Linked DNA regions of Homo sapiens: region 2 is linked to region 1. A link is a loop called in an ENCODE intact Hi-C map of the cell type or tissue named here. Cell type or tissue: gastrocnemius medialis. All regions are shown on one strand. Each heading gives the region's core, and the rest is flanking DNA. Links, peaks and the distances in the headings are about the cores only. Region 1 overlaps CTPS1 (CTP synthase 1). Region 2 overlaps SCMH1 (Scm polycomb group protein homolog 1).

What was found. Peaks named below come from ENCODE experiments on the same cell type or tissue, not always from the same donor. Only the 100,000 strongest peaks of a DNase experiment are listed, where the experiment ranks them.
Region 2: it touches region 1 in a loop (3-fold over the local background); 2 of 110 quality-filtered maps call a loop at or near these places.

What each region holds. Positions count from the first base shown.
Region 1 is chr1:40,999,700-41,008,033 of GRCh38, reverse strand. It overlaps CTPS1 (CTP synthase 1), which reads right to left. Exons shown (of 19, transcript NM_001905.4): 10 at 6,917-7,005; 11 at 5,780-5,874; 12 at 4,858-4,920; 13 at 1,940-1,983; 14 at 489-585. Among named protein-coding and RNA genes, the nearest start is that of SLFNL1-AS1, 11 kb to the left of the region's middle. RefSeq lists a silencer at 811-1,011 and enhancers at 1-1,149, 3,894-4,043. In gastrocnemius medialis, for the core only: a CTCF peak has its summit at 4,074 (motif pointing right); a DNase peak (open chromatin) is centred at 4,173; H3K27ac peaks cover 995 bases.
Region 2 is chr1:41,099,214-41,107,547 of GRCh38, reverse strand. All of the region lies in intron 8 of SCMH1 (Scm polycomb group protein homolog 1), which reads left to right. Among named protein-coding and RNA genes, the nearest start is that of SLFNL1, 82 kb to the right of the region's middle. In gastrocnemius medialis, for the core only: no CTCF peak of the experiment used is centred there; a DNase peak (open chromatin) is centred at 5,137; H3K4me3 peaks cover 519 bases; H3K27ac peaks cover 1,459 bases.

The DNA.
Region 1 (8,334 bases), core at 132-8,131:
AGAATTTTCCCAGTAGACAAGAAGGAAATCTGTGTAATAGTCATTTTCTTAACTATTTTCCTCCGAAAACTACCCTAAACCTTCAGCATCTATTAGTACTTTATTAGAACAGAATCTACTTAGGCTGAATCATATGAAATTGCCATCTTTGTGTGACAAAAATTGCCAAACATCAGCAATTGATATGGCTGGTCTTAATAGGAAAGTAACCGATAAGGATGAATGTAACCTCACTGCCTCATTCTGTTGAGGCGCCCATGCCTAGGAGTCTGACTGCACTGCCAGTGTCCTTTCTAAGACCCACACTGCTTCTATGGCTATCACAGTGCATCCTAAAAGGGTATGAATAAGAGAGGAAAGAATGAACTTCAAAAGCAAGAACGAAACCAAAAAAAGCCAGCCTGCTCCTCGAAGCCACAGCATCACCCTAAGACACGCGTCCTGGGCACGCAGAGCCAAAGGCTGGGCCAGCGTGAGGCAGCTCTTACTCATGACTGAGTTCTTGGTCTGGAACAGGGTTCTCCTCTTGCCCAGCCTCATGGTTCCGCCCATCTGCCCTGGGTTGTGTTCTGGCATGTCTACGACCTGGAGATGTTCAGAAAACAGACACCAACTACAGAACTCTGCTTCCGCTAGAGAGAAACCTCCCTCGCTGAGTGGGTGGCAAAGGCTTGTAAGTAAGCTCTAATTCTCCAGGCTTTCCTTATGAGACATTTTGTCACAGAAGAAAATGCCTCCCAGTTGGCATTTGTAACCTCGGTTGGGTGGAGGCTCCGTCCTTCAGCCTGTCCTCCTGATCTGCAGACAGGACCACAGCAGCCCCTCCTCAGGCTAGTCCCGCCCCAGCACTGTGGACGGTAAGCATCACTTCCTTAGAAAGACTGATACAGTAGCACAGACACGGACTGGATGTGTCATAACATGTCTGTCATCGCCCCAGCTAGCCTGATGACTGCTCAAAGGCAAGGGATGCAGGGCTAGCACCCTGCAGCTTAGCAAGCATCTGAGGACTGGGTGGGCCATGCACTGATGGCCCAGTCCACCTCTCAGCCCAGCGTTCCCAGGCACCTTCTGATTCCAGGCTCTCTGTGCCCTGTTCCTCCTGACCCCAAAGCCCCATGCTGCAAAACATTTGCTGGTCCACTCCTGAGGCCTTAGTATCAGCAAAGTTCAATTTCAGGTCAACAAACACAGTGATGCTGTCTAAGTGCCGTGAGATCAAGAACTTTGTCCGTCTCATTTAGCACGGTGTCCTCAGTGACAAGGGCAGTCCCAGCATATAGTACGCATTCACATTTGCTGACTGCTGAAAAACGTAAATAAGTGCCCTTCCCTTTACATCCCTGTCACCCTGGGCTGGGAATTCAAAGGTGATTAAAGGCATCGTCCCTCCTCCATGTGCCTAACAGTACAGCGGGCTGAGAATGCCACATGCCCTCGGCATGAAATCTAACGCAAGGTACGCCAGCCTGGAAAATCTTTGGATACGGTTAAGCCAACCAGTGCTCCAACCCAGCAGTTCTCCCAGGACTATGGCTGGGGATCCCATGAATTAATATAAAATATACATATGAAAGCAGTGAGAGCAGCGGCTGGCACACAGTAAGTACACATGCCAGGGTCTCATATTAGTATCTATACTGTGTTCTGGGAGTTGAGGGGAGTAGGGATGGAGAAGAATTTTAATCAGGAATCCCCTCCAGTTTCCTGGGCTGGTACCTGTCTTAAAAACTTTCTGTGGTCAATGAAAGATTAGGGAGGAATTACATAATGAAAAAGAAAAGTTTTTCCTCTCTGGTAGGTCTGAGTGCCCAAAACCTCAGGGTTCTTTGGGATGGACTCAAGCAGTCTCACTTCTTGTCTCTAATCATCAATCACGTTCATAAATGCCCCTTCTACACCCTTCTAAGCCCTGTGGAGGTTCAAACACTTGACTCACCACGGGATGACTGGTCGTAGGGTCAAACTCTGTAGAATTGGCATCTGAAATACCAAAATACTTGTTATGAAAATAGTTACAAACGAAAGTGATTAATAGTTTCATTGCTAAGCTCTAAACACAACTTCCCTCCTCAGTTTAAGATCAGTGATTAGAACAAAAACTAAAGATAGCATCCCCCTGACCTCATCCCCAGACGAGATCTCACTGTTGTCCAGGCTGGAGTGCAGTGGTGCGATCATAGCTCACTGCAGCCTTGAACTCCCAGGTTCAAGCAATCCGCCAGCCTCAGCCTCCCAAGAAGGTCAAACTACAGGGGCACACTACCACATCCAGCTAATTTTTTTTCATTTTTTGGAGAGACAAAGGCTATATTGCCAGGCTAGTCTCAAACACCTGGGCTCAAGCAATCCTCCTGCTTTGGCATCCCAAAGTACTGGGATTACAGGTGCAAGCCACCAGACCGGCAATAAATAGCATTTTTAAGACATAAAATACTCAACCCACACACACGTGAATTTTTTTACGTTAAGTATAACTCTCTGGAAAGTCAATCAGTACAAAATGGGAAAATCAAAACTAATGGCATAACCTAGTAATTTTTAATTAGATACTGTATCTTTGACAGTTTTTTTTTTTTGAGACAGAATTTCACACTTGTGGGCAACAAGTGTGGGCAGGCTGGAGTGCAATGGCGTGATCTCGGCACCAAAACCTCCACCTCCAGGTCTCAAGCGATTCTCCTGTCTCAGCCTCCCGAGTAGCTGGGATTACAGGTATACACCACCATGCCCAGCTAACTTTGTATTTTTAGTAGAGACGGGGTTTCTCCATGTTGGTCAGGCTGGTCTCGAACTCCTGACCTCAGGTGATCTGCCTGCCTCGGCCTCCCAAAGTGCTGGGATTACAGGCGTGAGCCACTGCGCCCCGCCTGTGACAGTTCTTATATTGTTTGTTTGTGTTTTAAGACAAGAGTCTCACTATGTCACCCAGAATGGAGTGCAGTGGCACAATCTTGGCTCACTGCAACCTACACCTCCAGAATTCAAGTGATTCTCATGTCTTGGCCTCCCAAGTAGCTGGGATTACAGGCGCACACCACCACACCTGGTTATTTTTTGTATTTTTAGTAGAGATGGGGTTTTTCCATGTTGGCCAGGCTGGTCTCGACCTCCTGGCCTCAAGTGATTAACCCAACTCAGCCTCCCAAAGTGCTGGGATTACAGGCCTGAACCACCATGCCCAGCCAAGTTTTTATATTGTCTTAATGTTTCAGACTCTTGTCTCTCTGAGATAAACAAGTACTATTTCTTCTATACTTCTTTCATCTTCAGCAGCTAATACAAAGCCCTACTCAACTGTTTCACTCAATAGCTCAGTCAGAAATGAACTGATTTCAACTCAACCTTTCTAACCTTCATTGAACTTACCGTCTAACCAAAGCAAAACCACTAAAGACCAAAAGGCAAAGGACCAAGTTCCTGGTACTATGTGAACGCTGGGCACTGTTCTCCTCCTGGCCTGAACCAGGGTCCAGTCTCAACTGAAGTGTAAGCTCATCACCAAAGCACCTACCCATTTGGGAACCTAAGTGAGAGGCAGAGGTCTGGGGCTGTGAAGGATCCAGGGAGACCAGAAAGCCAGCTCTGGGGTGGCGGGTGATAAGACAGTGCCTCTCAGGACTCAGAAGCCAGCACTCAAGGGCATGCTGTCTACCAAACTAAGCCACACCGCCAGGTCACTGTGAAGCAGCCTCTCAGGGAAAGGGTGAATGAAACCCAGCCCTAAACCATATGCTGGCCACCAGAGTCACTTGTTCTTTATAAAGTCAAACTGCTTTTACATTCCTTCAGGTTACTTTATTTTCCACAGAATTTACAAGGTCTTTCTGAAAATCTAGTATTTGTCGGGTGGGCTACAGAGAATAAATGGGCTGTGGTGGACCATTCCAGGGTGGCCCCAGTGCAGCATGCTCAGTCTTCACACCCATGTGTGTTCTCCTCCCCTGCCGGCTCGGGGCTTGGCCACGTGACTTGTTTTGGCCAACGGGACATCAGCAGGCCTGATAAGTGCCTGCATAACAGGCCTGTCATTTTGGAGTCCAGCTGCCCACCCTGTGTGAGGAAGCTTGGGCTGGATTAATGAATGATGAGCCACTAGGTGGAGACAGCATCTTGACGTCCCGGCTGGGCCGAGCTCACAGCTGAACACAAGGCAGGAGTGTGCCATCTCAGATAGTACACCACGTGCAGCTGAAACCCAGGCACTGAGCCAAACCACAGAATACTGAGATGAGAAGTCACTGCTGTTGGGAGCCACTGAGCTTTAGGGAGGTCTGTCACATAGTAATACACAGCTAGGCGAAGAGCTGATATTATCTGAGCATTTCCCTATTTTCCAGGCACTACTAGAGACTATTTACATACATTATCTCCCTTAATCATGTGAAGTACGTACCTTTATTACTCCCATTTTACAGAAAAAACGGAGGCCCATAAAGGCTAAGTAAATTGCTTAAAATCACCCATAAGCGGTAAGGTTGGAATCTGAGCCCAGTTTCAATAGCTCCAGAGCCCAGGTTCTCATAATAACTGCCCAAGCCTCACTTAGGACAAGGACTTCACACCAGGCACCAGCTTCAGGATGGTGGCCACGGTGATCAAAGTGACAGAATCTCAAGAACAGGAACACAGAGGCAGAAGGCAAAGGAGGGAGTCTGGCTGTGCTCCCTCCTTCCTGCATGGAGGAGCCGTGCTGTTCCTCAAGAGGCAAGGCAGCTCCCTTACGGCACACCATGAGGTGCTAGGAACCCAGGCCTGCCCTTCTCCAAAGCTCCTGATCACCCAGGCGGCAACAGGCCTCATATCCTCCAGAAATACACAAGCGGGAATTGAATGAGTGTCTTAATGCACGCTTACCTTGCCATCCCAGCACGTTTCTTGAGAATTCAACCACTGCCAACTGCATCCCTAAGCACACGCCTTCCAGTCGGGGGGAAAAAACAAACAAAACTCCATTGAAAAGGCAGCTCCTACTTTTCCCAGCAGCCTCTGCAATGGCCTTTGTGTCCTTTATTTGGAGAATTATAATTGCAAACTCATAACTTCCTGCTATGAACAAGTACTCTCTGCTGTTACACTTTACTTGTATTAGATTTCAAAAACTGCATGTAAAGTAGATGAAAATTCTAGATTTGCAAAGTTATCCGATTTTAGAAGTAAGTGATATTCTATTCAGTACTTTTTTCCCCCCAGACAGGGTCTTGCTGTTGCCCACTCTGGAGTGCAGTGGAGAGATCTTGGCTCACTACAGCCTCAAATTTCTGGGATCCAGCAACCCTCCTGCCTCAGCCTCCACAAGTGTTGGGTTTACAGGTGTGAACCACCGTGCCTAGCCTCAGTACTTTAAAATTCAAGTTTTCTTACCCTCTCTCATTAAGTTTTTATTTATAATTGTTCAAGTTGAAAATTACTAAAATGTACAGCACCAGGAGGCATGCAAAATCATTTTGTCCAATTACAGTCAGCTGTTGTGCCAAGTGAGCAGATATAAAACTCAACCTCACGTGTGCTACAAACAGCTGGGTTCATTAAATGGACAGGAATTCACAATTCATTCTCTCAAAATTCCACGACATCTACATGTAGCTCATAAGCATAAATAAGCTTTCCAAGACTGAATTTGTCTCTAAAGAGAAAACATGAAGGCTTCTACTTGAGCTCCTATCCACAAAGACAGCATGTTTCAGTAATCCCCCCACTTTGTTCATAGGCTCCCACGTGGCACCGTTCCCCACTCTTTCCTACTCTTAAGTGAAGACTGCACTGCAGAGCTCCTTACCCAAAAAAGGCTTTTTCTGATTCCGAGCCCAGGCAATTGCTTGGATTTTTCCTTCTGTTCCTCGAACACCAAATCCTCCTGGAACCAGCACTCCACTGCACAAAAGAACAAACCACAAAGGCAATTCCCCTTTTCTACCAGTCCAACTTGCAATAATCGCCTAACGGGCCATTACCAAGACACTGAAGCCATGAATTAACCCCATACATTGTGCTACTGTGACAATGAATTGTATGTAAACACTATCAACTTAGAAACTGCATATGAAACTATGGACTTTTCTTAGTAACTTAAGAACATGCTTATTGCAAGTGAAAAAGATAGTATACATAATTGTAATACTGCCACTGCACTATCTTTGGTACTGAGTTGTTCACAATTTTTTTTTCTTGAGACAGGGTCTCACACTGTTACCCAGGCTGGAGTGCAGTGGTGTGATCACAGCTCACTGCAGCCTTGATCTCCCAAGGAGCTGGGACCACACCCAGCTGGTTTTGTTGTTTTTGTTGTAGAAACAGGGTCTCCCTATGTTGCCTGGGCTGGTCTTGAACTCTTGGGCTCAAGCAATCCTCCCACCTCAGCCTCTCAAAGTTTTAGGATTACAGGCATGAGCCACTGTGCCCAGCCCAAAATTTTAAATACATATATTAATATTAACAATTTATCTTACCTCTTGGCTTAAAATGCTCCCCTAAGGGGGCCTTTCTTCATCAGCTCTGTGTGCCGTACTGACCAAGACACTCAGAAGAAGGTGTACACCTCCGTAATATTCAACTGTTCTAGTGAACCAGAAATTCTTGCTAATGTTTTACTATTATAAATAACAGCTGCCAAAACAACTGATGAGACTCTACTGATGGGTACTCATCAAATGTTCTGGATGAAAAATCCTTAAATGAGCCTCATCAATAGATGCATATGGCAAACAATATCAAAATCAGAGCAGCTTTTCAGATCCAATGATATTGACAAGCTGCATTTTTTAAGGATTAAATCAGATGGCATGTAGTCTTTTCAACAATTAAAAAATATTTTAACAAGTCAATTACCTACTACTGGCACATGAAAACAAGAGGACTTTTTCATTAAAACAAACCAAAAGAACTCTGGAAACCCAAGGCAGCGAACTCTACTCACTGAGCACTACAGAGCTTCTGCCAAGCTTCGTGGTAGCGCACGGGCTCTTCTTGCGAGGTGATGGGCTCCAAGTCCGCAGAATCTATGTACTGGATGTTATTCAGACAGGGGAGAAAAGCAGGCTCGTGACCCCAGGCTGTGCGTTCTTAATTTTTAAATAATATTATCATTTTATCAAAGTTGTCTTTCTTGATTCTGGCTTTAAAGTGATCATCTTAATACTGGCTTTAAAGTGATCAACTTAATATATTTAATAACTTAAACATTTTTTAAATATGAGGTTTTAAAATACAACAGTTTCCTTCAAAATCATTAAATTCCCAAATCTCTCTCTTTCTGCACTCTACTGTGTTCAGGATCGGGTCTCAGCTAAGCCTCTGCAGCAGACTCTAGAGGGCTTTCTGTTCAATGACAGCCTCCTCAGCCCATCTTCCGCCCAGCTTTTGTGGGTTTTTTCTTTTTCTTTCTACCATATTGAAGCATAATTCACATACAATAAAATACAAGCATTTTAAGTGCATACTTTGAAGAGTTTTGTCAAACATACACACCAAGATATAGAATGAGCCGGGCGTGGTGGCTCACACCTATAATCCCAGCACTTTGGAAGGCCGAGGCGGGTGGATCACTTGAGGTCAGGAGTTCGAGACTAGCCTGGCAAACATGGTGAAACCCCATCTCTACTAAAAATACAAAAAAAAAAAAAAAATAGCTGGGTGTGGTGGCATGCACCTGTAGTCCCAGCTACCCAAGAGGCTGAGGCAGGAGAACTGCTTGAACCTGGAAGGCAGAGGTTGCAGTGAACTGGGATCATGCCACTGCACTCCAGCCTGGGTGACAGAGCGAGACTCCATCTCAAACAAAACAAAACAAAACAAAACAAAACAAAACAAAACAAAACATAAGTTACCATCTTCCCAGAATGTGCCCCTCTACCTCCTACCCCAAACAACCTCAGATCCAATTTCTATCATCACAGATTCGTTTTGCCTCTTATAGAACATCATATAAATGGAGCCAAATAGTATATAACCTTTTGTGTCTGGCTTCTTTTGCTTAGTGTTTTTGAAGTTCATCCATGTTGCTGTGTTTATCAGTTGTTTGTTCCTTTTCTTTTTTAACTTTTTTTTGCAGAGACGGGGGTCTCGCTATGTTGACCAGGCTGCTCTCGAACTACTGGTCTTAGGCGATCCTCCCACAGCAGAGCCTCCCTAAGTGTTGGGATTATGGGCTTGAGCCAGTCAGTGTTCAGCCTGGTTTCTTCCTTTTCATTGCTGAGTGGTTTCTACTATATAAATAAACCATTACAAATTGATCCATTGACAGGCTATAAATATTTGGGTTGTTTCGAGATTTCAGCTATTACGAATAATTTGTCCATTTGAATAAAAATCTTTTTTTGTGGACGTTTTCAAGTC
Region 2 (8,334 bases), core at 176-8,175, 99 kb before region 1:
CTCTGTCTCAAGAAAGAAAAAAAAATGTAATCCTAGACTACAGAGAGAAAAACTAGGATAGAGGCAAGAATAATACAACTTAAGGCTAACTTGTAGGTCTCAACATGAGGTCACCTGATAGACTGATCTTCCTCATCCATCCATTTATTCAAATTCTAACTATCAAGTCATGATTAAGTACTAGTCATTGGCTCAGTTGATGGAGATTCTGCCGTTAGTGTTTACAGTTTTGTGAACATATAGACCAATAAAGTACGACTTTGGAGGAATAAAGTACAGAGGGACCCCAACCTAGATTGAGGGGACTGGAGGTTGGAGATCTCTATAACCTCCCTTGAGCCTAGCATGTCTAACATGGGCTGCTCTATAGCTATTGGGTAAATGGATGAATAAAGGACAAGACTTCCAAACGAAGGCTTCCAAATGAAGTGATGTCTAAGCTGAAACCTTAAGAATGGGAAGGTAGAGAAAAAATTCTCTCTAGCAGTGGAAACAGATTAGTGTAGGGCCAGAAGTTAAAAAAAAAAAAAAGTATGGTCAAGGAATTAAAAAATAGTTAAGGCCGGGCGTGGTGGCTCACGCCTATAATCCCAGCACTTTGGGAGGCAGAGGCGGGTGGATCACAAGGTGAAGAGTTAGCGACCAGCCTGACCAATATGGTGAAACCCCGTCTCTACTAAAAATACAAAAATTAGCCAGGTGTGGTGGCTGACGTCTGCAGTCCCTGCTACTCGGGAGGCTGAGGCAGGAGAATCGCTTGAACCTGGGAGGCAGAGGTTGCAGTGAGCTGAGATTGCGCCACTGCACTCCAGCCTGGGTGACAGAGTGAGACTCCATCTCAAAAAAAGAAAAAGGAAAAAAGAAAATGGCTAGATTGTAGGGTGTAAGTAGAGGAGCAGAAAGAGATAAGGCACAGCAGAGGAAGGCGCAGAATGCTTCCCTCATAGACCATCTTAAGGATCTGGATTTTTACCTTATGAGCATCGAGAACTGTATTAGGCTGTTCTTGCATTGCCATAAAGAAATACCTAAGACTGGGTAATTTATAAAGAAAAAAGGTTTAATTGGCTTAGAGTTCTGCAGGCTGTATAAACACGGTGCTGCATAGCTTGGCTTCTGGGGAGGCCTCAGGGAGCTTTTACTCATGGTAGAAGGCAAAGCTGGAGCAGGCAGATGGCAGTGTGGGGAGGGGGGTGTCACACTTTTACAACAACCAGAACTCACTCACTATCTCAAGGACAGAACCACACCCTGAGGAATCCACCCCCATGACCCAAACACCTCCCACCAGGCCCCACCTCCAACGCTGGGGCTTACAGTTTGACGTGAGATTTGGGCAGGGACAAAATATCCAAACTAAATCAAGAACTATTGGCTGGGCGTGGTGGCTCACACTTGTAATCCCAGCACTTTGGGAGGCCGAGGCGGGCAGATCACCTGAGGTCAGGAGTTCGAGACCAGCCTGGCCAAGTTGGTGAAACCCTGTCTCTACTAAAAATACAAAAATTAGCTGGGCATGGTGGCGTGCACCTGTAATCACAGCTACTAGGGAGGCTGAGGCAGGAGAATCGCTTGAACCCAGGAGGTAGAGGTTGCAGTGAGCCAAGATCGTGCCACTGCACTCCAGCCTGAGTGACAGAGCAAGACTCTGTCTCAAAAAAAAAAAAAAACTATCAAATGGGCTTTTAAGTAGTAGAGTTACAGCTCAGATTTGTGTTTTAGAAGGACCATTTTGGCAACAATGAAAGGACGGATTCAGATGCTGGAGTCAGGGATGCCAGTTAACAAGCTGTTATAATATTCCAGGTGAGAGAGAAAATTGAAGCAGTGACATGGTGGTGAGGATAAGATGGGGTGGGGGGCATATTCTTTGAATAAAGAAGACAAAATGCAAGTTCTTAATGTGTATCACCTATTGTGACTATTTTATTTATTTAACAAACAAGCCCTGTACCATGTAAAATAATGCCAAGTTTTCAGTGTAAGTATTTATGAGGAGCTAAAATTCTTCTTTCTGTCATGTCTAGGAAGTTGGGATTGTTTTCTACCTGGAGTCCATGTTAAATGGAATGAATTTATTAACTGCCTCTTTATGTCCCCACCACTTGGAACATGCCATTTATTCAGTAATATCTGTTAACTGAAATAGGTTATACTATATTTTCTGATTCCATTTCTGTTGATCCTCATCTAAAGCCGTTATTCAGATATTCACTTAATTACAAAAAATAAGAATACTACTCGCATCTATGACAAATTTGACAGATTATTAAAAGCTATTTAAGGCCAGGCACAGTGGCTCATGCCTGTAATCCCAGCATTTTGGGAGGCTGAGACAGGTGGATCACCTGAGGACCAGAGTTCAAGACCAGCTTGGCCAACATGGTGAAACCCTGTCTCTACAAAAATACAAAAAAAAAAAAAATTAGCTGAGCATGATGGTGGGCATCTGTAATCCCAGCTACTTCGGATATTGAAGCAGGAGAATCACTTGAACCCAGGAGGCAGAGGTTACAGTGAGCCGAGATTGTGCCACTGCACTCCAGCCTGGGCAACAAGAGTGAAACTCCATCTCAAAAAAAAAAAAAGGCTGTTTAATGTTACGGTTTTTTAATTTTGGAAACCTAATGGCCAAAAGTAAGAGTGGCACAGGGCACTAAGATTTGTTTCCAGAGCCCATATTCACTCACCTCTCAGTTACTAAACACATGTACACCTCTACACCTGGACCACCCCCTGCCCTTCCACCCAGCTTTTTTTCCTAATAAGCCACAACAACCAGGAGGGTGTGGTCTCTACAGGTTTGGCAGCTAATATACCCCTCTTGTCTCCTGAGAAGGTGTGTTCACTAGCCACTAGTTCAGTAGTTCACTGTCAGAAAAGATATGAGCATGTTGGTTAATAAGTGAAGCAAATTCTTTTTTGTTTATTGATATGTAATAATTGTACATTTTGATGGGGTACCTGTGATATTTTGATACATACATACAATGCTTAATGATCAAATCAGGGTCATTGGGATATCTGTCACCACAAACATTTATCATTTATTTGTGTTGAAAGATTGCAAATCAAAGCTAACTTTTTGGTGCCTTTAATGAGAATAGCCACTCAGGTACTATTTTCCCTTTAACCCTCTCAGATATATTGTGTCCAGACCTTGCCCCTATTTATATACCATTTCCTCCTTCCATAAACACACGTATGCATATAGTCTCTGTCCTTATTTCAGCTTTGGCCTTGTGATCTCATCACATCTGGTAAATCCGTCCTTTATTCACCTATCTATCCACAGTTACAGGCTCATGTTAGCAGTGCTAGGTTCACTGGAGGTTATAGACAAGTGTCTGCCTCCCCAGTTGATTGAATGATTGAAATGAGAAAATTGGTGGCAAATGCATAGCACCATGTAGCACGTAGTAGATGCCCACTGTGCGTTAGTTGCATCTGAATCAAGATCCCCAGGCCTCCCAAGAAAAGGGAACTGCACGCAGAGCCAGGAAAGTGCTCTATTTTGGTCAGGAAAAATAAATATGAGATGAGGCTTCTGCAGTGAACCAGTACTCTCATAACTGATTTTTTCTTGGTTATATGCTTGTGGTACACAAATAGAAATAGGAAAATGGGGAAGTGAGATGGGTGGAGTAGATTATGAAGCAGAGAATCTGGGTTCTCCCACTGATTGTAATTAGGTCTGCCCAAGGGACCAGAAAAAAAAACTCCCATTCCATATCTCTCTTCCAGAATCCTTAAGCTGCCCCTTGACTCTGCCCATTCGCTCTCTCTCTTGCCCTCACAAACTCCAGATGCCTGAGAATGGTAGCAGTTTTCGACATGTATAATGAAACAATTGGCATCTCTCAAGCTGTTTGAAATAGTGAGATGTGATTTATGCAGTTCATAAATTTGACCACATTTACTGTTTTCTTGGGAATACATAGAACCCATATAGGGTTTTTTTGGCAAGCTTTTATTGTAACACCCACTGTGCCAGCATCAATACATATCAATTTACAAAATCCCCAATTTTAAATAAGTGTTGGTGATTTTCAGGAAAATCTTACTGAAAACCAGTGATAAATTGTGTTACTAAATTTCTTCCCTTGGGCCGGGCGCAGTGGCTCATGCCTATAATCCCAGCACTTTGGGAGGCCAAGGCGAATGGATCACTGGAGGTCAGGAGTTTGAGACCAGCCTGGCCAACATGGTGAAACTCCATCTCTACTGAAAATAAAAAAATAAAAAAAAATTAGCCAGGAGTGGCGGCTCATGCCTGTAATCGTAGCAACTTAAGAGACTGAGACAGAAGAATCGCTTGAACCTGGGAGGTGGAGGTTTCAGTGAGCCGAGATCATGCCACTGCACTCCAACCTGGGTGACAGAGTGAGACTCTGTCTTAAAGAAAAAAAAAAAAATTTTCTTCCCTTGATTCCCTAGATTATTTTTGAGGAACTATTACAGTTATAAATGAGAATTTCTGAATCTCAATAATGACTTAATAGAAAAAAAACAAAACATAAACATTCATATATGTTAAGAAGATGAGAAAAACCTGGCAAACTCAAACCAAGCAAAGAAAAAAGAGGAGGTTCTGAGGGTGATATGGCAAGAAGGCAGGATTGTGGTTGTAAGCTGTTAAAATTTATTGTCTTGTGCTAAGGAAAGCTGGAATGTTTTTGACTGTGTGGCTGACTAGCAGGTGCTTTCTCACCATGTGCTTTCATGCCACCTTTCTGAGTGGCCTAAGCTTGACTAGCCATTAGCAGACCATCTTCTAAGAAAATATAGCCCTCCACTTGCCGAAACTGCTCCTGAATCATCTTACCTACTGCCCTAGAAAACTAAGGTCAGTTGCACCTTTTAGTTTCAGTAATATGAGGCTTTTGAAGTTTGTGGTCCTATCATGCATGATTTTAGTTATCTGTTTTCCCCCACTCTCTGCAGATTTATCAGCCTGAAGTCCCCAGGAAAATGTGACATGTCTTTGTAGTTGCAGAGGTCCTCTATCCATGTTGTAGGAATGAGTCAGGAGAGAAAAAAGGAGCTGGATATGGAGTACCAAAAGTGTTAACTGAGCTGGATCAGAGCAGGAGGCAACCCATGCTGTTTAAGTGAACTGGAATTTAGAAGACTGGAGTTTCAGCCTTGGCATCAGCCCAGCTGGCAGCACATAGCTGAACCCAGCCAAGTTGAGCAAAGCTAATAAAAAACATATCCTCTAAATTACTATACCAAGGCCAATGATACACTACTGTGAATGAAAAATAAGATTCCATTCCAGGAAACTGATAAACCAAATGGATTTTCCCCAGCTCTTTTTTTCTTTTCCATTGTTCATGCTCTCCTATGCCATGTAGACACACACACACACACATGCGTGTGCATGCACAATAGCCTATTTTACATTTTATTAATTTATTCCCAATTCCCTATGCTCTGTTGTTGCTATAGAGACGAGAAATCTGATGATAAATTCTTTTGGGCAGTTAAGACTCCTAAGGATTATTTAGAGAAACCTAGAAGGCAGCAGAGGCCTAGTGTCCTTCATTATTATAACTAGGCATGTTTAGTTCTTTATCTTCTCTCTTTTATTCAGGTATACACTAGTGTTTTATTCATTGGTTTCAGAGTAACATAGTGGAAAGAATATAGACTTTGGAGACCAAAAGATCTAGGTTCAACTCCTAGCTTTAGCTATGTGGCCTTTGGCAAGTCTTTTAACTTCTGTGAGTCCAGTGTCTCCATTTTTAAAATATCCAAGTATGATAGTTGACTCAGGAAAAAGCATTTGTGCAATTGTTTGAGTTGTAAGCTCAACTAGCTACTTTTTTCATGGAATATTATCTTTGCTTGAAAAAAACAGCGGACTTGGATATTTAGCAGACATTTTCTCCAAAATGAAATGATCTGATCACTTCAAGGAAGGCAACCTATAAGCATTTTCTGTGAATTATAAATTTAAGGTTTCAAATGAAAATTAAAAATTTTGAAAAAATGTGTATATCCACCAGAATGAGCTTTACATCTTATCAATAAATACAGACTTCAGAGTTACTCTTTACCATTTCTCTCCCATCTAAAAGTTACATTGGTTAAGAATCAGTTATTTGCCCTACTATTAAATGTGAGATGTGAGGAAAGTAAAAAGTCATAGAGTCTTAGAGTGCTGGGGCTAGAGGAAATCAAATTCAACCTCCCACCTAACTTAAGACTCATCTTGAAACCATCCCTATAAATGCTTATTTGCTGTTACTTAAATGCTCCCACAGGCAGAGATTATAACCTCCCAAAGGAGCACTTTTAATTTGTGATAGCACAAATGTCTAAAAATACTGTTTTTTACTGTAAGCTGAAATATGCTTTCCCCAGTATCTATCCATTGGCTCTAATTTGGTTTTTCTTTCATCCAAAACCTTTTCACATACTCTTGTTTCCCTAGGTCTTTTTTTCCCCGCTATTTTTGAGATTGTATAGTTTCTAAGCCCCTCATCATCTTGAGCTCTCTTCTTTTTTTTTTTCTCCCCGCCTCCCCAACCCCAGGTTCAGCTTTGACTTTAGAGTTTTCTTTTCTTGATCCATTTAAGTTTACAATGCTATGCCTAGAATAAACTCTAGACTGCAGGGACAGCCTCATTAGTGTGAAATGGAGAGGCATTCTGATTTCCCTTTAAAAAGGACTATACTGGCTGGGTGCAGTGGGTCACGCTTGTAATCCCAGCACTTTGGGAGGCCAAGGCAGGCGGATCACGGGGTCAGGAGTTCGAGACCAGCCTGACCAATATGGTGAAACCCTGTCTGTACTAAAAATACAAAAATGAGCTGGGCGTGGTGGCAGGTGCCTGTAGTCCCAGCTACTTGGGAGGCTGAAGCAGAAGAATAACTTGAACCCAGGAGGCAGAGGTTGCAGTGAGCCGAGATCGTGCCACTGCACTCCAGCATGGGCAATAGAGTGAGACTCCGTCTCAAAAAAAAAAAAAAAAGAAAAAGAAAAGAAAAGGCTATCCTATGACCTCACATGTTAAAGATAAGGGATTGTGTTTTTATATTTTTGTATTCTGTAATGGTCATGGTAGATGCTTTACGTTACTCCTTGTCTAGTCTCAGCGCAAGTTGAACCAAACTTAAAGACATAATGGCCATGCTAGATGAGGGGATTTTCTGGTAGTTAATTTTTTTTGCTGCCTAGGGGGTAGAAATGGTAATTTATAAGACTGGGAAAGTACCTTTTTTTGTTGTTGTTAGAGACGAGATCTCACTATGTTGCCCAGGCTAAGTGGAAAGTGCTTTTACAATTCTCTTTTATCACCATACCCGGGTTTTGATAAACTTAGTATTCTCCTTAGTAAAAGTTTTCATCAGATACTTGCTCTTTTTTATCTTGTGATAACTTTTCTTCACTCAAATCAATAGGGAAATACAGTATTTGCTGTATAAAAACATAGAAGCCTACCTTAGAGCTGAATTCACTCATTTATATATAATCAATAATCAGAGTATACCTATAGACACAGTCTTATTTTGAGCTTTCCATGGAAAAGAGTGTAGGTCACCAGGCTAGACCATAAAAATATGTTTAAACTTTTGTTTTTCTCCTGTTTAGTACTAGATTAAACTAATCACCTTTTCTAATGTTGTTTAGAGCATGTTTACTGAGCATCATCTTAAGAAGAAAGAAAGTTAACATTTAGCAAGCCCATACAAGGTCCTAAAGACACTTTGATACATTATCTGAGTAAACTTCACAAACCTCCAGTGGGATTTATAGTATTTGCCCATATTTTACATAAGGAAACGGGCTCAGAAAGGTTGAGGGGAAGAATAAGAAACTAAGATTTATGGAGTCCCTAGGTCATGTCAGACACAGTACTCATATCCACATTCTCAAACTTTATCTCAGCTAAACTTCATAATAACCCATAACTTAAAGAGGTTATTTGCAAGGACTTGAACCTAATTCCATGGGTTTCTGACTTCAAAGTCAGTGTTCTTTCTTTCATACCACACTTCACTTCTCTATGCCTCAAAGGAGATTTAGAGATAACCGTTAGGTAAATAAGGCTGAGATAATTGTGAATATGGGGTAAATTAATGAATGTTAAAGTACTTTGAGAATTATGAAGTGTAAGTCTCATATGATAGGTTTCCATCTGTGATTTTGGAAATGCATAGTGAGACCTACAGGAAATTCCAGGGCCCTTTTTTAAACCAGCAGCTGGGAGTTTGGATGCGTTTGAAATGTGTGTTGGGAGTAGAATGAGAAGGATTAGGAGTGGAAGAGAGATCCTTCAAAGCACTAATGTAATATAAGATAGAAAGAACTGTTGCTGATTTGAT